Linked DNA regions of Homo sapiens: region 2 is linked to region 1. Evidence: read pairs that join two places in POLR2A ChIA-PET (ENCODE). Cell type or tissue: IMR-90. All regions are shown on one strand. Each heading gives the region's core, and the rest is flanking DNA. Links, peaks and the distances in the headings are about the cores only.

Evidence for each region. ChIA-PET counts read pairs that join two places held together with the same protein. Peaks named below come from ENCODE experiments on the same cell type or tissue, not always from the same donor. Only the 100,000 strongest peaks of a DNase experiment are listed, where the experiment ranks them.
Region 2: POLR2A ChIA-PET joins it to region 1 with 12 read pairs; 7 of 35 experiments call an interaction of 5 or more read pairs at or near these places.

Annotation. Positions count from the first base shown.
Region 1 is chr17:39,000,857-39,012,692 of GRCh38, forward strand. It overlaps LOC105371767 (a long non-coding RNA gene), which reads right to left. Exons shown (of 3, transcript NR_188621.1): 3 at 8,190-8,846. Among named protein-coding and RNA genes, the nearest start is that of LINC02079, 20 kb to the right of the region's middle. RefSeq lists enhancers at 10,918-11,455, 11,456-11,836. In IMR-90, for the core only: no CTCF peak of the experiment used is centred there; no DNase peak of the experiment used is centred there; H3K27me3 peaks cover 2,226 bases.
Region 2 is chr17:38,834,643-38,846,478 of GRCh38, forward strand. SPMAP1 (sperm microtubule associated protein 1) reads right to left here and starts at 6,796. Exons shown (of 3, transcript NM_001080465.3): 1 at 6,541-6,796; 2 at 2,499-2,598; 3 at 444-704. The coding sequence starts at 6,747. The coding sequence ends at 547. It overlaps LOC124903994 (a long non-coding RNA gene), which reads left to right and starts at 6,858. Exons shown (of 3, transcript XR_007065743.1): 1 at 6,858-7,048; 2 at 10,210-10,234. In IMR-90, for the core only: no CTCF peak of the experiment used is centred there; no DNase peak of the experiment used is centred there.

The DNA.
Region 1 (11,836 bases), core at 2,065-10,064:
ATTTTTGCCATTTTTAAAAAATTTTTTGAGACAGTCTTGCTCTGTCGCCCTGGCTGGAGTGCAGTGGTGTGATCTTGGCTTACTGCAACCTCTGCCTCCCGGGTTCAAGCTATTCTTGTGACTCAGCCACCTAAGTAGCTGGGATTACAGGAGCATGCCACAATGCCCAGCTAATTTTTGTATCTTAATTTTTATTTATTTAATTTGTTTGTTTATTTTGAGATGGAGTCTCGCTCTGTCGCTCAGGCTGGAGTGCAGTGGCACAATCTCAGCTCACTGCAGCCTCTGCCTCCTGGGTTCAAGCGATTCTCCTGCCTCAGCCTCCTGAGTAGCTGGGATTACAGCTGCCACCACGCCCAGCTAATTTGTGTACTTTTAGTAGATATGGGGTTTCACCATGTTGGCCAGGCTGGGCTTGAACTCCTAACCTCAAGTGATCCACCTGCCTCGGCCTCCCAAAATGCTGGGGTTACAGGTGTGAGCCACCACGACCAGCCTATTTTTACAATTTTTAAAAACGTCATTTTGTTTTTAAATAGTTTTAACATTTTTTACTATCTATTGTATATCAACTGGTCATATCACAACCTCCTTTTCACCTGCTTCTTTCTTCCTTTTTTTTTTTTCTTTGAGACAGGGTCTTGCTCTGCCACTCCAATTGGAGTGCAGTGGTGCAATCACAGTTCACTGCAGCCCCGACCTCCCAGGCTCAAACCATCTTCCAGCCTCAGCCTCCCGAGTAGCTGGGACTACAGGCACATGCCACCACACCTAGCTAATTTTATTTTTTGTAGGATGAGGTTTTGCCATCCTGCCCATGCTGGTCTCGAACTCCTGGGCTCAAGTGATCCTCCTGCCTTGGCCTCCCAAAGTGCTGGGATTATAGGTGTGAACCACCACACCTGGCTTCTTTCACCTTCTTCTTAAATGCCAGTGCTCCTCCAGGCTGTGTGAGAGGCCCTTTTCTCTTCTCCTTCCAAACACTCATCCCCACTGGTGGCTCATGTTGGTGACTTATGTTGATGACTCACAAAGATTATCTCTAGGTCGGCCTCCCCAGGAGCTCCAGACCTCTGTCTCCAAGTGGACACCTCCACCTGGATGTCCCATAGGCTTCTCAACTCAATGTGTCCTGAACTTATTTGCTACCCAACTCCCCATCCTCACTAATATCTGCTTTTCTTCCTGCTTCTGTTCAAGCCAGAACCTGGAAATCATCCTAGACCCTTCCTTTCCCTATTTCCTCATCTCATTCTTCCTCTAAGGCTGACCAGTTCTTTCTTCACAGACAGATAGTCATTATCTGTTCCATTACAAATGCCACTGCCCCTTCCAGGCCCTCCCCTTTTCTTGCCCAGGCCACTGTATTTGCATCTTAACTAGTCTCCCTGCCTCCCATAACATCCTCCTTGAATCCATCCTCTGCACTACCTCCAGGGGACCTCCAGAGTGAGTGTTCTAGAATGCAAATCTGATATCTTTCCCTTGATCAAAACGCCTCACTGGTTTAAAAGGAAGGAATTAGAATTCTTCAGGGTGGCTGCCATGTTCCTCCCACCCCCATCTTGGCACACTCCTCTCCTGTACCCAGCCACGCCTACCCTGTGTTCCAGCGGAGTGAATTGCTCACAGTTCCCAAAGGCCCCAGGCTCTTGCACACAAACCTCCTTTGCTGGGAGTGGACTTCCTCTTGCCGCCGCCCACTTAGCCGGGTCATTGCGGTTTTTCCTTCCAGGCTCAGCCCAAACATCGCCTCTTCTGGAAAGCCTCCCTTGAATCCCACTCCTCTCCCTTCCCCGGTCTGAAAAAGTGTCCTCCTCTGTGCACATTATGTTTTGGGGCATTTTTGCCAGTAGAAGGAAGCTCAGTCTCCTGGGCTTTGAGCTCCTTGAGGGCAGGAGCCTCTATCGGTCCCTTCTGGGCTCTCAGGCACCTCACACGGTGCTGACACAACAGGTGCTTGACCCCAAGTTCTTCTGTTGATGAGCGAGGTGATCTTGGGTAAATCATTTAACCTCCTTACATTTTAGTAGAGATAAATGTACTCTACCTCCCACCGGATTAAATAAGATAGAGTGTATAAAAATACTTTGGAGATTGCATTTCATTGCTTTTCAAATGTGAGGACTTCTTATTACCATGGATGTGCAACTTCAATTAGTGTGCTTTAGAAAAATGTACTCTGTTCATTTCCCCCTCCTTCTCCGGGGCCTTCTCCGCTCCACCAAATGCCCTCTGCCTCCTTCCTTTCCCATCTGGCTGTTTTCTTCTTTTCCACCTACAAATCCATTCTCAGCTCACCCATTCTAAAAACAAGTCTTCCTCCCATCCCTCCTCCCCCTCGAGCCACAGTCCTTCCTTTCTTCCCCCCATTGCTGCCAAAGCCCTTCAAAGAGTGTTTTACTGGCGGCTTCCGGATCTCACCACCCACTTCTTTCTTAATCGGCACAATCTGGATCCGCCCTCAGCACGTCACAGTCCGTGGATCCTCTGAGAACTCCTGTGACCTCCTATTGCTGCTGGATTGCAGGCTCTTCTCGGGCTTGATCTTGGAAGCATCTGGCCCTGCTGAAACCCTCCTCCTTGGCGATAGGGATCCTGAACTTTCCCCATTTTCCTTTTCTCTCTCCAACAGTTGCTTGTTCTCTTCCCGTAAGTGTTGGCATCCTCGAGACTCTTGCCCTTTGGCCTCTTGTTTTCTCTCCTTCCTGCTTCGTGATCTCACCCACTCCCAGGACTGCCATCAGGCCCTCTTTGCAGATGTCTTCCCAGACTGCCGTTTAGCACTGAGCTCCTTTCTGAGCTGTCGGTCCATGTATCCAGCTGCTGGCTAGACAGCTACATTTGATGGTCCTGCTGGCACCTGAAACTCAAAATGTCCAAAATGAAAATCATCCATGGCTGGGCACCACGGCTCACGCCTGTAATCCCAGCACTTTGGGAGGCTGAGGCAGGCGGATCACTTGGGGCCAGGAGTTCACGACCAGCCTGGCCAACATGGTGAAACCTCATCTCTACTAAAAATACAAAAAAATTAGCTGGGCGTGGTGATGCATGCCTGTAGTCCCAGCTACTCGGGAGGCTGAGGCACAAGAATTCCTTGAACCCAAGAGGCGGAGGCTGCAATGAGCCAAGATCATGCCACTGCACTCCAGCCTGGGCAACAGAGTGAGACTCCATCTCAAAAAAAAAAAAAAAAAAAAAGGAAAATCATCCTCATACTGCTTTTCCCACCGAACCACTTCAGTTCCCGTTTGTCTTATTTCTATTAATGGTGCCCTCATTCTCCCGATCGTCTAGAAATTCCTCACTCTTGCTTTCCTCCCACATCAAGTCACTTGCCAAGTCCTATAGATCCTCTTACAGAAGTATCTGTGGTTTCCCCACCTTCGTGTTTGGAGTGCCCTCCAGAAAGGCCTTCATTACCTCTATCTAAACCATCTCCATAGCCTTACAGGTTTGGCTTTCATAATTTTTTTTCTACTTCCTTCCCTTCCCCCTCCCTCCTCCCTCCTTGTCTCTCTCTCCCTTCCTTTTCTGTCTTTCTCTCTCCTTTTCAATAAATATTTATTGAGCACCTACTATGTGCCAGGCACTGGAAAAATAAAAAGTTAATGCAGTGCAGTCCCATTCCCAAGATTTTGAAAGCCAGCAGAGCACTTATTTCAAGAGCCCTGCATTCCGGTGGGGGCCCTGCAGAAGTAAGCCACAATCACAATAGGGTGTAATTGCACTTAGGGCCTTCCAGCTGGTCTCCTGGCCCCCATTTCTTCCTCCTTCCCAATCCATGGTGTTATTAATTTGTGTTAGATTAATATTCCTCAGGTCTTGTGACAATTCCGCCAGTCCCCTTCATTGGCTGTCCATTGCTATGTCTAAGTCCTCAGTACATTTTTATGAGTTTTTAAAAATTTCCCCATCCTGCTTCTCTACATGCGTCTCCAGGGTTCTCCTCTCCTGCTCTCCACCACCCATCGTTTACTGGGAATTCTCTGAAAATGCATTGTTCCTGCCCCTGTGCCTTTCTTCTTATAATTCCCTCCTCCATCACTCTGGCTGTAAAAATTCTAATTATCGCCAGGTGCGGTGGCTCACGCCTGTAATCCTAGCACTTTGGGAGGCCGAGGTAGGCGGATCACTTGAGGTCAGGAGTTTGAGACCAGTCTGACCAACATGGTGAAACCTCATCTCTACTAAAAATACAAAAAGTAGCTGGGCGTTGTGGCGCAAGCCTGTAATCCCGCTACTCGGTAGGCTGAGGCAGGAGAATGGCTTGAACCTGAGGGGCGGAGGTTGCAGTGAGCCAAGACTGCACCACTGCACTCCAGCCTGGGTGACAGTGAGACTCCAACTCAAAAAAAAAAAAAAAAGTCCTAACCATGGGTCTATTTTGAGCCGTGACTCCAGCAGGTATAACTCTTCCCTCCAGCAGTGCTTCCAACCCCCTCGTCATTCTCACTGTGGCACAAAACGAATGATTCAACCAGCAAACCATCTGCTAGAGTCACAGAGAGCTGCAGCAACCCCCAGCTTTGTGGGGTTAACAAGCAAACCCTGAGAGCCATCTCCACCAGCAACAAGGGTCCCGTGTTAGGGGCAGACGTCCCTGAGCAGTCAGGGGAAACCTTGCACTTATCCAAGAGCACAAATAGGACCAAAGCCCCCAACACGCCATAAGGGCCATCAGCAGCATCATCGCGAGGAGGGACTGCAGAGTAGAACCCATCGTGTGGCCTCTAGAGTCCATAGTACATGGCTGGGTAGAGCAAACTGCTCACAGTTCTGGGGCACATTCTACATCTCACATGCCACCAGCTCCTCCCCTATGCTTTCCTGATTTTCTCATCACACGTTGATGCTACTGCTTTTCCGTATTGCCCCTCATGACATCTGCTGTGGTATTTGGTACCTTTTGCCTAGGAGATCTACTTTTTTTTTTTCTTAGACGGAGTCTCACTCTGTCGCCCAGTCTGGAGTGCAGTGGTGTGATCTCGACTAATTGCAGCCTCCGCCTCCCGGGTTCCAGTGATTCTCCTGCCTCAGTCTCCTGCGTGGCTGGGATTACAGTCGTGCGCCACCATGCCCAGCTAATTTTTGTATTTTTAGTAGAGACGGGGTTTCACCATGTCGGGCAGGCTGGTCTCGAACTCCTGACCTCTGACCTCAGGTGAACTGCCTGCTTCAGCCTCCCAAAATGCTGGGATTACAGGCGTGAGCCAGCGCCCCCGGCCAAGATCCACTTCTTTGTGTACCTTTTTTTTTTTTTTTTAAGAGAGAGGATCTAGATCTGTCACCCAGGCTGGAGTGCAGTGGCATGATCACAGCTCACTGCACTCAACCTCAACCACCCCAGTTCAAGCTCTGCCTCAGCCTCCCTAGTAGCTAGGACTACACGTGCACACCACCATGCCCAGCTAATTTTTAACATTATTTTTGGTAGAGATGAGGGCTCACTATGTTTCCCAGACTGGTCTTGAACTCCTGGGCTCAAGCGAACCTCCTGCCTCAGCCTCCCAAAGTGCTAAGGTTACAGGCTTGAGCCACCGTACCTGGCTCTTTGTGTACTTTTGTCTCATCCACCCTAACTACTAAACTCCCAAGCTTGTTAGGACAGTGATCACAAGCCCTGGAGCATGGGAGAAGGAGATTACTAAGTATCCGTGGACTCCAATGCAGGGAGATTTCTTCCATGGCAGGATAGGGGAGGAACCATAGCCTAGTCTTGGTACTTTCCAGGGTGACTCTCAGGGTGGCTTACACACACACACACACACACTCACCCACACTCACACACTCTTTCTCTCACTCTCTCTTAAGAAATGCTGCTGATTGATAGGTTTAGCCTCTGAAGGGAGTATCTTCTCTTCCCTACTATTCCAGCACAGAATAGAATTTTGAACCAAATGGGAATCTGAACTACAAGAATCTAATCAAAATTTTAAAACCTGAGTGTTAGGTTCTTGGCACATCTGAAAGCACCTAGCTTAATGTCTGAGACATAGGTATGTTCAGAAATGTGAATCTTATCACACACACACACACACACACACACACACACACACACACACACACACCAGGGAACCATGTAACAGGTTCTGAGACAGCACAGCCGGTTACATCTGGTTTCCAGTAGGCATGCCTTTCTTTCTTTCTCTTTCCTTTCCTTCCCTTCCCTTCCCTTCCCTCCCCTCCCCTTCCCTCCCCTCCCCTCCCCTTTTTCTTGACAGAGTTTTACTCTTGTTGCCCAGGCTGGAGTGCAATGGCGCGATCTCAGCTCAGTGCAACCTCTGCCTCCCGGGTTCAAGCGATTCTCTTGCCTCAGCCTCCCGAGTAGCTGGAATTACAGGCATGCACCACCACACCTGGCTAATTTTGTATTTTTAGTAGAGATGGGGTTTCTCCATGTTGGTCAGGCTGGTCTGGAACTCCCGACCTCAGGTGATCTGCCCGCCTCAAGTGCTGGGATTATAGGTATGAGCAGGTTTTCTTTATGGATCAATTGATGTTACTTAGGGGTAACATGCAGAATAGCTTGTTCCACGGGGCAAGGTGGACAGATCCTTGTGATTAAGGGGCTGCCCAGTGGGCATTCCTGGACTCAGCAGACAATGACTATGCCCCACCCACCACGTTATGCTAAAATGCCACAAGACATCCGAAGAAATGCTTTCTTCCTTTGGGGGTAATGCAAATATTGCCATTTTTCTGTTTCAAAGAACAACAAGACATTTTCTTGGTAATCTCTCACCTAAAGATATTATTTTGAGGGGGTTAAGAATGTCTTTATCTTTTAGAGACACATGTTGAACTGTTTATGGGTGAAATGACATGATATCTAATTTTCATTAAAAATGACTTAATTGGCCATGCGTGGTGGCTCATGCCTATAATTCCAACACTTTGGGAGGCCGAGGTGGGTGGATCACCTGAGGTCAGGAGTTCGAGACCAGCCTGGCCAACATGGTGAAACCCTGTCTCTACTAAAAAAAAAAATACAAAAAGTAGGCCGGGCATGGTGGCTCATGCCTGTAATCCCAGCACTTTGGGAGGCTGAGGAGGGCAGATCACCTGAGGTCAGGAGTTTGAGACCAGCCTGGCTAACATGGTGAAACCCTGTCTCTACTAAAAATACAAAAATTAGCCGGGCGTGGTGGTGGGCGCTATTCTGGAGGCTGAGGCAGGAGAATCACTTGAACCCAGGAGGAGGAGGTTGCAGTAAGCCGAGATCGCCTCATTGCACTCCAGCCTTGGCAACAAGAGTGAAACTCCATCTCACACACAAAAAAAAAAAATTAGGGAGAAGGGGGAGATGCAACAAGAGTGGCCCTGTGTTGATGGTTATTGTAACTTGGTGGCAGATATGTGGTGATTCATGGTACTAGTTTGTAGAACTTTTGTGTATATTAGAAATTTGCCATAACAGAAATTTTGTTTGTTTTTTTAGAGCACAGATTTTAGAGCAGAACAGACCTGGGTTCAAATTCCCTCTGGGTTCAAATTCCTGCTGTTTTGTCTGGGCAACCTTCCTATTTAAGTCTTCTGAACCCTGTTTCCGCGTTTGGAAAACACTCATAAGAATAATTCTCAGTTCACAAATTTGTTGCAAGTATACAAAGCACTTAAGGCATAGCCTGGAACATGATTGGCAATCAATAATCCTACGATAGCTTTACTTGAGCCTGACCATGCTAGCTATATAAACTGTACAGCTATGGTTTGAATGTCCCCTCCAAAACTCATGTTGAAATTTAATTGCCATTGTGATGGTTCTAAGAAGTAGGATTATTAAGAGGTGATTAGGTCATGAGGACTCCACCCTTATGAATAGGTTAATGTTGTTATTGCAGAAGTGGGTTTGCTATTGAGAGGGCAGGTTGTTATAAAAGCGAATTTGGCCCTCTCTTGCTTGCTCCTTCTCATGCTCTCTTGCCCTTCTGCCTTTCACTATGGGATGAAGCTGCATAAAGGACCTCACCAGATGCTGGTGTCATGCTCTTGGACTTCCCAGCCTCCAGAACTGTGAGCTAAGTACACATCTATTCCTAGTAAATTTCCCAGCATGTGGTATTCAGTTATAGTAGCATAAAACAGATGAAGACAACGACTTTTGGGATCAGCCTGCAATCATGGTTACTGGCAGAAGGCTGGCCTGAGGTACAAGTACAAATTATATACTTCAGACCCTTTACTGAAACTCCTGGAGGGCATTTATTTTATTATTATTACCTTATTTATTTTTTAGAGACAGGATATCACTCTGTCACCCAGGCTGGAATGCAGTGGCACAATCATGGTTCATTACAGCCTCAACCTTCTGGGCTCAAGTGATCCTCCTGACTTAGCCTCCAAGTAGCTGGGACTTCAAGTGCATCCCACCATGCTCAGCTAATTTTTAGCTTTTGCAGAGACTGGGGGGTGGGTCTCTCTATGTTGCTCAGGCAGGTCTTGAACTCCTGGCCTCAAGCCATTCTCTCATCTTGGCATCCTAGTGCTGGTATTATAGCTGTTTTGAGCCACCATGCCTGGCCTCTTTTATTATTTTTCAATGTGGAAAGTAGAGATGAGAGAGGACAGGGGCAATGGTGGGGTTTGTTCCTGGGTTCACAGCTCTGCTGTCACTGTGAGGGAGCTACAGAGGTGGGGAGGGGCAGACCAGGAAAGCAGACCCCTGAAATACAATGTCATTTGCAGATCCAGCCTCTTGTTTTCCATCCTGGACATTCTTCCATTACCAGGCAGCCAACACTTCCCAGGCTGTCCTGGGACTCGCAGTTCTGTCTACCTGGGCACAGTTTCAGGCTCCAGCTGGCAAGGCAGCCCCATCACTTTCTGCAGAGGAGCATGTGCTGGAATAGGAGACAGTGAGATCACAGGAATTCATTAGCATCCCATATTCATTTTCTTTTCCTTTCTAGGCCTTCTCCCCAACCCTCTACCCGACACCCACCTCAGTCATTTTTTTTTTTTCCCTTAGAGTAGCTGGGGGAATCTGTCAAAGCCAGTTCAGGAGCTTGCCTTTTCTGGTGTCTTTTCTAAAACTACGGCATTCAGCCCTCACCAGATGGGAACCTATCAGCTCAGCAGGCAGATAATTATTCTTTCAAGGGTGGGAGGCCCTACCATGAATGGAAATTCAGGCATTTCTGCAGCTGAGGCCCCAAAGCCCCATCATGGAAGCAGTGCACATACAGCAGACAAGCTTTACCTGGGCAAGTCTGCAGGAAGTGCTGGTCAGTGGAGGTGCGAGGAGTGAGATATAGGATGGATTCGTGTTCCCTTCCCCATGAAGCAGTGTGGAACCCACTGGACCCACTCCTGAAGTCTCTCCTTAGGGACCAGTGCAAGCCAGCCCAGTTTTGGTCTGGCTGAAGGGGGTCACCTCCTCTGTGAGGATCCAGAACTCAAGATCAGATATTAGGATGCACAGATTTCTCCTCATTTGATGGAGGAAAATTCTAATAACCAGCTGCCAACAGTGGAGCATGCTGCCAGGAAGGTAATGAGCTCCCTGTTGTTGGAAGTATTCAAGCAGATGCTGGCTGGCCACCTTCCAAGGATATTGCAAAAAGAAGACCTGACATGAATGAGAGTTTGCCTCTTATGTCCTCCAAAGTCTCTTTACCTTTATTGGTTCTCATGGTGTAAAGGGTGAACTTGGAGTCACCATAGGCCCAGGGTTCAAGTCCTGGCTGTACAGCTAGCTGGCTAGATGGCCTTGGGCAAGACACTTAATTTCTTTATGAAATTATATAGGTATATTTTATTTTTCTGATAATGGGTGATAATTATAAAAAAAAAATTTATTGGCCAGGTGCAGTGGCTCGCACCTGTAATACCAGCACTTTGGGAGGCCAAGGCAGGTGGATCACAAGGTCAGGAGACCGAGACCATCCTGGTTAACACGGTGAAACCCTGTCTCTACTAAAAATACAAAAAAATTAGCTGGGCGTGGTGGCGGGCGTCTGTAGTCCCAGCTACTTGGGAGGCTGAGGCAGGAGAATGGCATGAACCTGGGAGGCGGAGTTTGCAGTAAGCCGAGATAGCGCCACTGCACTCCAGCCTGGGCGAAAGAGTGAGACTCCATCTCAAAAAAAAAAAAATTATTATGGACACTTTCTATCCTAATATGTACAGTTTTAATGTATCTTTTTTAATTTTTAATTTTTGTGGGTACATTTTTAAATTTTGTGGGTAATTTTCTGGGTACATATATACAGTAGGTGTATATATCGGGTACATGAGATATTTTGATACAGGTATATAATGTGTAATAATCACATTAGGGTAAGTGGGGTATCCATCACCTCAAGCATTTATTCTTTGTGTTACAAATAACCCAGATACACTCTTTTAGTTATTTTATTTTTTTTTTTTTGAGACAGGATCTTTCTCTGTCACCCAGGCTAGAGGGCAGCGATGTGATCACAGATCTCTGCAGCCTTGACCTTGCTCAAGCAATCCTCTTACCTCAGCCTCCAGAGTATCTAGGACCACAGGCGCCTGTCACCATGTCTGGCTAATTTTTGTATTTTTTGTACAGTTGAGGTTTCACCATGACGCCCAGGCTGGTCTTGAACTCCCACGTTCAAGCAATCCTCCTGCCTTGGCCTCCCAAAGTGCTGGGATTACAGGCGTGAGCCACCATGCCCAGCCTTCTTTAATTATTTTAAAATGTACAGTTAAATTATTATTGACTATAAGTCATCCTGTTGTGCTATCAAATAAAGATCTTATTCATTCTTTAACTATTTTTTTGTACCCATTAATTATCTCTGATAGGATAGGAGGCAGGGAAATTCTGGGCAGAAGAGGGCAGGTCCCTGGTGAGGGCCCCGTCCTCAAGCCTGGAACTGCAGTGCAAAGTGAGAACATGCATTCCTGTTTTCCTGCTCAAATGTTGCCTTTATAAAACCACCCATGGCCCACCCTGCCCCCTATCCTGTGGCCATAAACACCTAGGCTCTGCCAGCAGAGAAGAGGAGAAAAGAGGAGAAAAGGAGAAGCAGCGGGATGTCTGAGACTATGAGTTGGATGTTACAGAGAAGTAGCTTGACTTCAGAGGGACAGCTTGACAGCATTGCTTCGGAGATGAGTGCAGTGGGGGATGGCTGGACTCCAGGGGAAGGTTATCTTCCCACTCCATCCCCATTTCAGCTCCCCTTCCCACTGAGAGCCACTTTCATTGGCAATTAAATCCCCCCAACTTACTATCTCCAATTCTTTTGTGTGACCTCATTCCTCCTGGATGCCAGACAAGAACTCAGGTGCGAGTACAAAAGACACTGACCCCCCACTGAGCTGTTAACACTTAAGCTGTCCGTGGATGGCTAAGCTAAAAGAGCGCTGACTGTAACTCTTTCTGGGGCTTCAGGGGTCATGGGCATCTCCCTAGAGGCTACCGCAGGACTGCTCAGAGTTTTGCTTCTCCTGGCACCCAAAAGCGCTCGCCCCGACTGCTGCACTCACTCACCTGTGCTTCCCCTCCTGCAAGGCGGGGGACAAAGCAGGACTGAGTGAGTGGAGTCTGTCCTTGCCAGCACCGGCACCCTAGCGGCCGGCTAGTTCTAGTGCCCATGCACTCCGGTTCCCACCGGTGAAGGGGTTGGGGACATTTCCTGCTTCATCCTCACTTCCCACCCACCCCTGACTGCCCTTCCCAGCCTCTGGTAACCCTCAGGCTACTTTTTATCTCCATGAGTTCAATTGTTTTAAAATTTTTAGATCCCACAAATAAGTGGGAACATGTAAAGTTTGTCTTTCCTGGCTTATTTCACTTATCCTTTTTAATAGCTATGTGCCTAAGTCCTTTAAACCAGTGGTCCCCAACCTTTTTAGC
Region 2 (11,836 bases), core at 2,538-10,537, 170 kb before region 1:
GGGACTACAGGTGCCCGCCACCAAGCCCGGCTAATTTTTTTGTATTTTTAGTAGAGACGGGGTTTTAGTGTTAGCCAGGATGGTCTCAATCTCCTGACCTTGTGATCCACCTGCCTTGGCCTCCCAAAGTGCTGAGATTACAGGCGTGAGCCACAGCGCCCGGCCCTTTGCTCTGTTCTTGATGGAAACAATAGCCAGCTCTGACCTGGGGCCCTGCTGATAGCTGGGGAAGTGCTTTATTGAGGTTGAGTAGTGTGGCTCCTTCTTATCCCACTGGTAGGGGAGAACTGAAGCCCCTCCTTTCAAACCTGGCACTCGTTGGTATGGAGTGCAAGGGCGTAGGCCTGAGAAGCCCTTTCTCCTCTCACCTTCTCTCCAGAGGGAAGAGAAGCTGAGGGTAGAACTGGCTCCATCCTCTAATCTCAGGGAAGAAACAGCACACGTGGAGACACAAATTAATTTTTTTAACGTAAAATAACACTAAGAGTTCATCTAAACATTTGTCTTAGAAATTCAGGTCGATGGCTATGAAGGGAAAAGATGCTGTTAGAACAGAGGGAAGTGGGTGACCTCTCCGAAGACGGACGTGCTCTGACGGAGGGCTGGAGTGTTCCTGCGGTAGCCAAACCTTCCATTGAACCCATCGATCGGTTTCAGATCAGCATTGTAGTGGTCATGCCCAGTCACCTGCTGGAGAGAATGCCCTTGGGGACAAGGAGAGAGAGGCCTGAGCCTGCATTCAGCCCACCTCTTGGCTTCCCCATTCCCCTGGGTGTGGTATGGGATGCCAACCAGGCGTAGTCACTTGCATTCCCCATGCTGAACACGCAATCCACAAGTGTCCTGAGACTCTGGGCTGAAAAGCCAAGGGCTGGTGAGGTTGAGGGGCAGAAGGCTTCCTAGAAATAAAACCCCGCACCAGGAATAATTGCAGGAAAACTGTGAATGGTTTGTGCTGGGACAGGAAGGGCCAGAAATTCTGGGCTTGGCAAAGCTTGCCTTTCTCCCACAAGAAATGAGAAAAATCTCACCCTTGCCTCTGACCCATGTGGAAAAAATGGATGAGATCAAGATCAATTGAGCCAAATGGCACAAAGTATCATGTGACTAGAGGAGTGGCCCAGGATGGTGGAGCCAGGCTGGGAGGAGGGTTTACCCTGTTAGAAAAATATCTCTCAACTCTTTCCCATTGTTGTTAACCTGGGCCTGGAAAATGAGCAGGATGCAGCAGTGAGGGGAACAGGGGCTTCAGAGTTGGGAAGAGCAGAATCTTTTTGTTTGTTTGTTTTTGAGACAGAGTCTTGCACTGTCGCCCAGGCTGGAGTGCAATGGCGCAATCTCGGATCACTGCAACCTCTGCCTCCCGGGTTCAAGAGATTCTCCTGCCTCAGCCTCCTAAGTAGCTGGGATTATAGGTGCCTGCCACCACGCCCGGCTAATTTTTTGTATTTTTAGTAGAGACGGGGTTTCACTATGTTAGCCAGGCTGGTCTCGAACTCCTGACCTCGTGACCCGCCTGCCTCGGCCTCCCAAAGTGCTGGGATTACAGGCATGAGCCACTGCACCAGGCCAGGAAGAGCAGACTATTAATCCCAGCTCAGCCCTCTTGCCAAATTACTTTAACTCAAGAAACTTGTTTTCCTACCTGTGCCATGGGGTTAGTGTGAGGGTGAAAAGTGCCCAACAAATGGCTCATGTCTGTAATGCCAGCACTTTGGGAGGCTGAGGCCAGAGGATCACTTGAGCCTAGGAGTTCAAGACCAGCGTGGGCCACATAGGGAGACTCCATCTCCACAAAAAATAAAAAATTAACTGAGTGTGGTGGTGCACACCTGTGGGCCCAACTGCTCAGGAGGCTGAGGTGGGAGGATTGCGCAAGCCCAGGAGGTCAAGACTGCAGTGAGTAGTAATTGTGCTACTGCATTTCTTTCTTTCTTTCTTTCTTTTTTTTTTTTTTTTTTTTTTTGAGATGGAGTCTCGCTGCATCGCCCAGGCTGGAGTGCAGTGGCACGATCTTGGCACACTGCAACCTCCGCCTCCCGGGTTCAAGCAGTTCTCCTGCCTCAGCCTCCCAAGTAGCTGGGATTCCAGGTGCGAGCCACCACGCCTGGCTAATTGTTTTTTTGTATTTTTAGTAGAGACAGGGTTCAACCAGGTTGGCCAGGCTGGTTTGGAACTCCTGACCTCAAGTGATCCACCCGCCTCAGCTCCCAAAGTGCTGGGATTACAGGCGTGAGCCACTGCACCTGTCCGTGCTACTGCATTTCATGCATTCCAGTTTGGGTGATAGAGTGAGACCACGTCTCAAAAAAAAAAAAAATGAGGTCTGACATACAGTACTGGTGCTTATTAACTAATATTAGGGGGCACTGTGGCACCATCTGCTCATGTATGTGAAGAAAAGCTGGAAGGATGCAGTCCCTTTGCCTCTTCCCCTCAACCAGGCCTTGCTATGGCCCAGGAACCATGATGAGGCTAGAAATGGAGGCAGCACTTGCCTGTCCCTGCCCAATTTCTCCTGTTGAGGTATCTTTGTCCTTGCCCGAAGATGTGGATGTAGTCTACTATCCAGCCATCCCTTCCTGTACCGCCATGATCCTGAAAGTGGGCAAGAGAAAGTGGGCAAGAACACTGTCAGCCACAATGCTGAGGGGGACACAGTGCAAACTGCCCTGGGGTTTGCTGTGGGGATAGGGAAGAGGTCAGAGCCTTAGGTAACTGGTGCAGACAGATTAAATATATTTAAGAACCAGACCGGGTGCAGTGGCTCAGGCCTCTAATCCCAGCACTTTGGAAGGCCAAGGTGGGTGGATCACCTGAGGCCAGGAGTTCGAGACCAGCCTTGCCAACATGGTGAAACCCCATCTTTACCAAAAATACAAAAAATTAGCTGGGCATGATGGCAGGCGCCTGTAATCCCAGCTGCTCAGGAGGCTGAGGCGGTACAATTGCTTGAACCCCGGAGGCAGAAGTTGCAGTGAACCGAGATCCTGCCATTGCACTCCAGCCTGGGCAACAAGAGCCAAACTCCATCTAAAAAAAAAAAAAAAGAAAAAAAGAAAAAGAAAAAGAAGAACCTATTGCCTCTCCGGGAGGGGCAGTTGAGCTTGGCAGCTGAAGGCTCAGTTTCTGCTGCCAGACAGGCTGGGTTCTAACTCCAGCTCAACCATTAACAGGCTTTGTGACCTTGGGCCAATTACACAGCTTCTCTGGGCCTCAGTTTTCCCATCGGTAAAAGGAGTATTGCTGTGAGGTTTGTTTTTTGAGACACAGTCTTACTCTGTCACCCAGACTGGAGTGCAGTGTTGCCATCTCGGCTCACTGCAACCTCCGCTTCCTGGGTTCAATTATCCTGCCTCATCCTCCTGAGTAGCTGAGATTACAGGCACGCGCCACCATGCCCGGCTAATTTTTGTATTTTTAGTAGAGACAGGGTTCACATATTGGCCAGGCTGGTCTCAAACTCTTGAACTCAAGTGATCCACCCGCCTCGGCCTCCCAAAGTGCTGGGATTACAGGATTGAGCCACTGTGCCTGGCTTGCTGTGAGACTTAAGTGATTTTGTTCAGATAAAGGGCCTGGCATAGTAAAGTTTAATAAATGTTATCTTTATTTAAATGAAAATAATACCTACCACAAATGGTGGTTTTGATAATTAAATAATACTTTTAAAAATTAAACAGATTGGCTGGGAGCAGTGTAATCCCAGCACTTTGGGAGGCCAAGGCTGGAGGATCTCCTGAGGTCAAGAGTTGGAGACTAGCCTGGCCAACATGGCTAAACCCGGTGTCTACTAAAAATACAAAAATTAGCCAGGTGTAGTGGCTCATGCCTGTAATCCCAGCTACTCAGGAGGCTGAGGCAAGAGAATTACTTGAACCCAGGAGACAGAGGTTGAAGTGAGCTGAGATCGTGCCACTGCACTCCAGCCTGGGCAATAGGGCGAGACTCCACCTCAAAAATAAAATAAAATAAAATAAAAGATTAGCTGCTGGGCATGGTGGCACACGCCTATAGTCCCAGCTACTCAGGAGGCTGAGACTGGAGGATTGCTTGAGCCCAGCAGTTCAAGGCTGCAGTGAGCTGTGCCACTGCACTTCCAGCCTGTGTGACAGAGTTGCACTCTGTCTCAAAAAAGAAAATTAGAAAGCCTTTTTCAAGGCCGGGTGCGGTGGCCCACGCCTGTAATCCCAGCACTTTGGGAGGCTGAGGCAGGTGGATCACTTGAGGTCAGGAGTTCGAGACCAGCCTGGCCAACATAGTGAAACCCCGTCTCTACTAAAAATACAAAAAACTAACTGGGTGTGGTGGCGGGCGCTTGTAATCTCAGCTATTCAGGAGGCCGAGGCAGGAGAATTGCTTGAACTTGTGAGGCAGAGGTTGCAGTGAGCTGAGATGACGCCACTGCACTCCAGCCTGGATGACAGAGTGAGACTCTGTCTCAAAAAAAAAAAAAAAAAAAAAGGAAAGAAAGAAAGCATTTTCAAAATATGTATACCCTATCATTTTCAACCTTTTAAATACTCAAGTTCTTCCTTTTCCCCTCCCCAGACTCTGGTTCCTTCTGTCGTAAAATTACGAGTCGATGCCAGCATGGTGGCTCATGCCTATAGTCCCAGCACTTTGGGAGGCCGAGATGGGCAGAACACTTGAGCTCAGGAGTTTAAGACCAGCCTGGGCAACATGGTGAAACCCTGTCTCTGTAGTCTCAGCTACTAGAGTGGCTGAAGTGGGAGGATCGCTTGAACACGGAAAGCAGAGGTTGCAGTAAGCCAAAATTATGCCACTGCACTCCAGCCAGGGTGACAGAACAAGACCCTGTCTCAAAAAAAAAAAAAAAGAAAAGAAAAGAAAAGAAAAATTGGGCCGGGCACGGTGGCTCACACCTGTATCCCAGCACTTTTGGAGGCCGAGGCAGGCAGATCACAAGGTCAGGAGTTCGAGAACACCCTGGCTAACACAGTGAAACCCCGTCTCTACTATTTTTTGTAAAAATACAAAAAATTAGACGGGCGGGCGTGGTGGCGGGCACCTGTAGTCCCAGCTACTTGGGAGGCTGAAGCAGGAGAATGGCGTGAACCCAGGAGGCAGAGCTTGCAGTGAGCCGAGATCCTGCCACTGCACTCCAGCCTGGGCGACAGAGCGAGACTCCGTCTCAAAAAAAAATTAAAAAAAAAATTACATGAGTCAACACATGTGTGACTCATGTATGTCCATATACATGCACTGCACAGACCTATGCAAACAAACATTTGGGACTATACACACACACACAAATCCCGAAGATTTGCTCACAGAATAACCCCATGAGTCTTCCTGTCTCTTCCCCACACCGCTTATACGTAGAAACACAAATACTGGAAGCAAAATGTTGGGGGAAAAATTGAACCATCAGCAAACAGTCTCGGAATCTTTGATCTGGGGGGTTGGTGGAGGAGAACTCTGCTGGGAAGGGGCCTACACCTAGGAGGGAAAAGGCCAGGGGGAGGAACTGAGGTCCGCAGAGGTTTGAGAGGTGTCCCTCCCATCAGACCAAAGAACCCGGAGAGCAAGCCCCATGCCCTGCCACTATGATGTCACAGGAGGAAGGCGTCTCGCCCTGCAGGTCAAATCAATTCCCTTTGTCTTGCTCACTGAGGTCACACGGATTTTTGCGTATTTAGAGAATTTGCGGTGTGAGGTCACCCTAGAGGGCGGGTCTGTGACGTCACAAAAGACAAAGACACCGACTGGTTTGGGAGAAGCTGGCTTTGAGCCCTATCCCCTTGCCTTGCAGAAACCTGGAATGAGTCTATTCTCAAATTCAGGGCTGGAAGGCCATTCTGTGAGCTCAGGGAGCTTGCGCTCAACACCTGTCCTCCCTTTCCTCCAGTCCTCGGGCTGCGTTAAGAAAACTGGGAGGCGGTGGCGGGAGGATAGCGTGAGCCCAGGAGTTCAAGACCAGTCTGGGTAACATGGCGAGACCCCCTCTCTACAAAAAAAAAAAAAAAAAAAAAAAAAAAAAAAAAAAAAAATTAGCCCGGCGTGATGGCGCGAGCCTGTAGTCCCGGCTAATCGCGAGGCTGAGGTGGGAAGGTTGCTTGACCCTGGGAGGTGGAAGCTGCAGTGAGCCGTGATGGCACCACCGCACTCCAGCCTGGGCGAGAATCAGACCCTATAATTACAGGCTCACACCTGTAACATGGCGAAACCCCGTCTCTACCAAAAATATAAAAATTAGTCTGGCGTGGTGGCGCGCCTGTAACCCCAGCTACTCGGGAGGCTGAGGCAGGAGAATCGCTTGAACCCGGGAGGCTGAGGCAGGAGAATCGCTTGAACCCGGGAGGCGGAGGTTGCAGTGAGCCAAGATGGTGCCACTCACTACGCTCCAGCCTGGGCGACAGAGCGAGACTTTGTCTCAAAATAATAATAATAAATAAAAATTTAAAAAAGAAAAGAAAGTAAACCGAGGAGGTGAAAGTGGCGGAGCCTTCTTTGTGGTGAGAACGCTGGAGTGAAGATTTAGGGAGGTGTGTGGGGTCTTCCGGGAAGCTCCTATACCTGATCAGTTTTCCGCAAAAGGGGCGGAACCACGTGACTCTGGAAGTAGCTGCGGGCGTGGTAGTCCTGCTGCGCGTTGTAGGGCGGAATCGCCGACCACAGCTTGGGCCTAGAGCGCCCATAAGCGCGGGCAGCGGTGCTCACAGCCACCCCGTCCAAGATAAAGCCTTTCTCCAGTCGCAGGCGACACTCGCTCAGGTACGCCATCCCAACCACCGTAGCCTCGGAGGGCCTTTCTGGTGGGGGATGAGGACCCTAGATGGGGACACCCCTGCGCATTCTTACGTGATGTCAACGACCCCTGCGACACAAACCCTATTGTCTCCACTCACCCCGGGTTGACCGGTGGGCCCTTAAGGCCGTGGGGGAAGTTGCTTGCTTGGCCCCAGAGGAGGTTGACCAGACTGACTATGCAAGAGGAGTTGGAAAGTGAAGGGGAGGAGACTGGATAACCGATTGTGGGCAGTTTGTGTGCATTTAGGCCCCGCTCCCCCAGTTTTCCTTTAAGGTGAGTATTCTCTTTTCCCACGGTATTACATGCTATTTCCTCAGCTCAGTTTTGTTGAAAAGCTTGTACCCGGAATTGATCAGAAAGTTCAGATCGCACCTACTTCCAATTCTCATTTTACAGAGCTAGAAGTTGAAGCTTAGAAAGTTTCCCTAGGCCGGGCGCGTTGGCTTACGCCAGTAATCCCAGCATTTTGGGAAAACGAGGCGGGGGGGATCGCTTGGGCCCAGGAATTCAAGACCAGCCTGGGCAATAAAGCGAAAGTCCATCTCTACTAAATAAATGAATACTTAGCCGAGTGTGGTGGCGCGCACCTGTGGACTCAGCTGCACTGCAGGCTGGGCCATGGAGGTGGAGGCTGCAGTGAGCCATGATTGTGCCACACTCCTGGATGAGAGAAGGAGGCCCTGTCTCAAAAGACAAAAAAAAAAAAAAAAAAAAAAAAAAAAAAAAAGGCCGGGCGCGGTGGCTCACGCCTGTAATCCCAGCACTTTGGGAGGCCGAGGCAGGCGGATCACGAGGTCAGGAGATCGAGACCATCCTGGCTAACACAGTGAAACCCTGTCTCTACTAAAAATACAAAAAATTAGCCGGGCGTGGTGGCGGACGCCTGTAGTCCCAGCAACTCGGAAGGCTGAGGCAGGAGAATGGCGTGAACCCGGGAGGCGGAGCTTGCAGTGAGCCGAGATCGCACCACTGCACTCCAGCCTGGGCGACAGAGCAAGACTACGTCTCAAAAAAAAAGAGGTTCCCCAAATCCAGTTAGCTGACTTCCGGTCAGTCCACTTAACAATTCTCCTGCCCCACCCGAATTAACATTATTTATTTACTTATTCTTTTTATTTATTTATTTATTTTAGAGACAAAGTCTCGCTCTGTTGCCCAGGTTGTAGTGCAGTGGCTCAATCCTGGCTCACTGCAACCTGTGCCTCCCGGCTTCAAGCAATTCTCTGCCTCAGCCTCCCAAGTAGCTGGGATTACAGGCACCTGCCACCACGCCCGGCTAATTTTTTGTATTTTTAGTAGAGCCGGGGTTTCACCATCTTGGCCAGGCTGGTCTTGAACTCCTGATCTCGTGATCCACCCCTCTCAGCTTCCCAAAGTGCTGGGATTACAGGCGTGAGCCACCGCGCCCAGCCTTTCACTTATTCTATCTATCTATCTATCTGTCTGTCTGTCCGTCTATCTATCTATCTATCTATCTATCTATCTATCTATCTATCTATCTATCTATTTAGAGAGGGAGTCTCGCTCTGTTGCCCAGGCCGGAGTGCAGCGGCGCGATCTTGGCTCACTGCAACCTCCGCCTCCCAGGTTCAAGTGATTATTCCGCCTGAGCCTTCCGAGTAGCTGAGATTACAGGCGCCTGACACTAAGCCCGGCTAATTTTGGTATTTTTAGTAGAAACGGGGTTTTGCCATGTTGGCCAAGCTGGTCTCGAACTCCTGACCTCAAATTATCAGCCCACCTCGGCCTCCCAAAGTGCTGGGATTACAGGCATAAGCCACTGTGTCTGGCCTATTATATATATTTTAATATAAATATAAAATGTATATTTTATATTTAAATATTTTATATTTATATTAAAAATATATATATATATTTTTTAGGTGTCACCCAGGCTGGAGTGCAGTGGTGCGATCTTGGCTCACTGAAACCTCTGCCTCCCGGGTTCAATCTATTCTCCTGTGTCAGCATCCTGAATAGCTGAGATTACATGCCCGTGTCACCACCCCAGACTAAATTTTTTTTTTTTTTTGAAATGGAGTCTCACTGTGTCACCCAGGCTGGAGTGCAGTGGCAGGATCTCAGCTCACTGCAGCCTCCCAGGTTCAAGCGATTCTCCTGCCTCAGCTTCCTGAGTAGCTGGAATCACACGCGCACGCCACCACACCTGGCTAATTTTTGTATTTTCAGTAGAGCCGGGGTTTCACCATGTTGGCCAGGCTGGTCTCGAACTCCTGATCTCAGGTGATCCACCTGCCTCGGCCTACCAAAGTGCTGGGATTACTGGCGTGAGCCATCCTGCCCCGCCACCCAGCTAATTTTTTTTTTTTTTTTTTTGAGACAGGGATTCACTCTTGTTGCCCAGGCTGGAGTGCAATGGCGCGATCTCGGCTCACCGCAACCTCCGCCTCCCAGGTTCAAGCGATTCTCCTGCCTCAGCCTCCCTAGTAGCTGGGATTACAGGCATGTGCCACCACACCCGGCTAATTTTGTATTTTTAGTAGAGATGGGGTTTCTCCATGTTGGTCAGGCTGGTCTCGAACTCCTGACCTCAGGTGGTCTGCCCGCCTCAGCCTCCCAAAGTGCTGGGATTACAGGCATGAGCGACCATGCCCGGCCATTAATTTTTGTATTTTTATTATTATTATTATTTTTTTTGAGATGGAGTCTTGCTCTATTGCCCAGGCCGGAGTGCAGTGGTGTGATCTTGGCTCACTGCAACCTCTGCCTCCTGGGTTTACAGGTGCACGCCACCACGCCTAGCTAATTTTTATATTTTTCTAGATACAGGGTTTTGCCAGGCTGGTCTTGAACTCCTGACCTCAGGTGATTTGCCTGCCTCGGTCTCTGAAAGTGCTGGGATTACAGGCGTGAGTAATTTTTGTCTTTTTAGTACAGATGGAGTTTCACCATGTTGGCCAGGCTGGTCTCAAAATTCTGACCTCTAGTGATCCTCTCGCCTTGGCCTCTTGCCAAAGTGCTGGGATTACAGGTGTGAGTCACCATGCCCAGCCCCACCCGAGTTATTTTCACCCGCTATTATTTATGCTTGTTTTTTTCCCCTCGAGACATGGTTTCACTCCAATTTCCCAGGCTGGCATGCAGCGTTGCGATCCGGAATCACTGCAACCTCTGCCTCCCGGACTCAAGCGATTCTTCTGCCTCAGCCTCCAATTAGCTGGGATTACAGGCACACGCCACCAGGCCCAGCTAATTTTCGTATTTTTTGTAGAGACAGGGTTTCGCTGTGTTGGCCAGACTGGTTTTGAACTCCTGAGCTCAAGTGATCAGCCCACCTTGGCCTCCCAAGCTGGGAGGATTAGAGCCATGAGCCACCAGGACTGGCCTTATCTTTCCTTTAAAATAACAAAACGGTGGGGGGACACATTACCATATTTTTCCTCCAGCTAATTTTCTTTTTCTTTTTCCTTTAGTTTCCACATACAGCATTGGATCTAGGTAATTATATAAATTACATATTTTATTATTTTATTTATTTCTGAGACAGTGTCGCTCTGTCGCGCAGGCTGCAGTGCAGTGGAGCGATCTAGGCTCACTGCAGCCACCGCGTCCTGGGTTGAAGCCATTCTCCTGCCTCAGCCCAGAGTAGCTGGGAGTACAGATACACACAACCACACCCAGCTAATTTTTTTTGTAGAGACGGAGGTGTTTTTTTTGTTTGTTTGTTTTTTGGGTTTTTTTTTTTTTTTTTTTTTTTGAGACAGAGTCTCGCTGTGTCGCCCAGGCTGGAGTGCAATTGCGCGATCTCGGCTCACTGCAACCTCCACCTCCCGGGTTCAAGTGATTCTTCTGTCTCAGTCTCCCGAGTAGCTGGAGTTACAGGCACCTGCCACCACTCCCAGCTGATTTTTTAATTTTTTTTGAGACAGAGTCTCGCTCTGTTGCCCAGGCTGGAGTGCAGTGGTGCGATCTCGGCTCACTGCAAGCTCCGCCTCCCGGGTTAACGCCATTCTCCTGCCTCAGCCTCCCCAGTAGCTGGGACTACAGGCGCCCGCCACCACGCCCAGCCAATATTTTGTATTTTGTTTAGTACAGACAGGGTTTCATTGTGTTAGCTAGGATGGTCTCGATCTCTTGACCTCGTGATCCGCCCGCCTTGGCGTCCCAAAGTGCTGGGATTACAGGCATGAGCCACCGCGCCTGGCCTAATTTTTATATTTTTAGTAGAGACGGGGTTTCACCATTCTGGCCGGGCTGGTCTTAAACTCCTGACCTCGTGATCCGCCCATCTCAGCCTCCCAAAGTGCTGGGATTACAGGCGTGAGCCACCATGCCCGGCCTTGTTTTTTTTTTGTTGTTGTTTTTTGTTTTTGTTTTTTCTTTGAGATGGAGTTTCACTCTTCTTGCCCAGGCTGGAGTGCAATGGCACGATCTTGGCTCACTGCAACCTCTGCCTCCTGGGTTCAAGCGATTCTCTTGCCTCAGCCTCCCAAGTAGCTGGGATTACAGGCATGTACCACCACAGCCAGCTGATTTTGTACTGTTAGTACAGACAGGGTTTCACCATGTTGATCAGGCTGGTCTTGAACTCCTGACCTCAGGTGATCTACCCGCCTCGACCTCCCAAAGTGCTGGGATTACAGGCGTGAGCCACCACGGCCGTTGTTTTGTTTTTTGAGACAGAGTCTGGCTATTGTCGCCCAGGCTGGAGTGCAATGGTGCGATTTTGGCTCACTGCAACCTCCACCTCCTGGGTTCAAGTGATTCTCCTGCCTCAGCCTCCTGAGTAGCTGGGATTACAGGCGCCCATCACCACACCCAGCTAATTTTTGTATTTTTAGTAGAGACGCGTGTTTCGCCACATTGGCCAGGTTGATCTGGAACTCCTGACCTCAGGTAATCCACCTGCCTTGGCCTCTCAAAGTGTTGGGATTACAGCCGTGAGCCTCCGCACCCAGCCGAGATGGAGGTTTTTTTAATTTTTTTTGAGACGGAGTCTCACTCTGTCGCCCAGGATGGAGTGCAGTGGCACGATCTTGGTTCACTGAAAGCTCCGCCTCCCGGTTTCACGCCATTCTCCTGCCTCAGTCTCCTGAATAG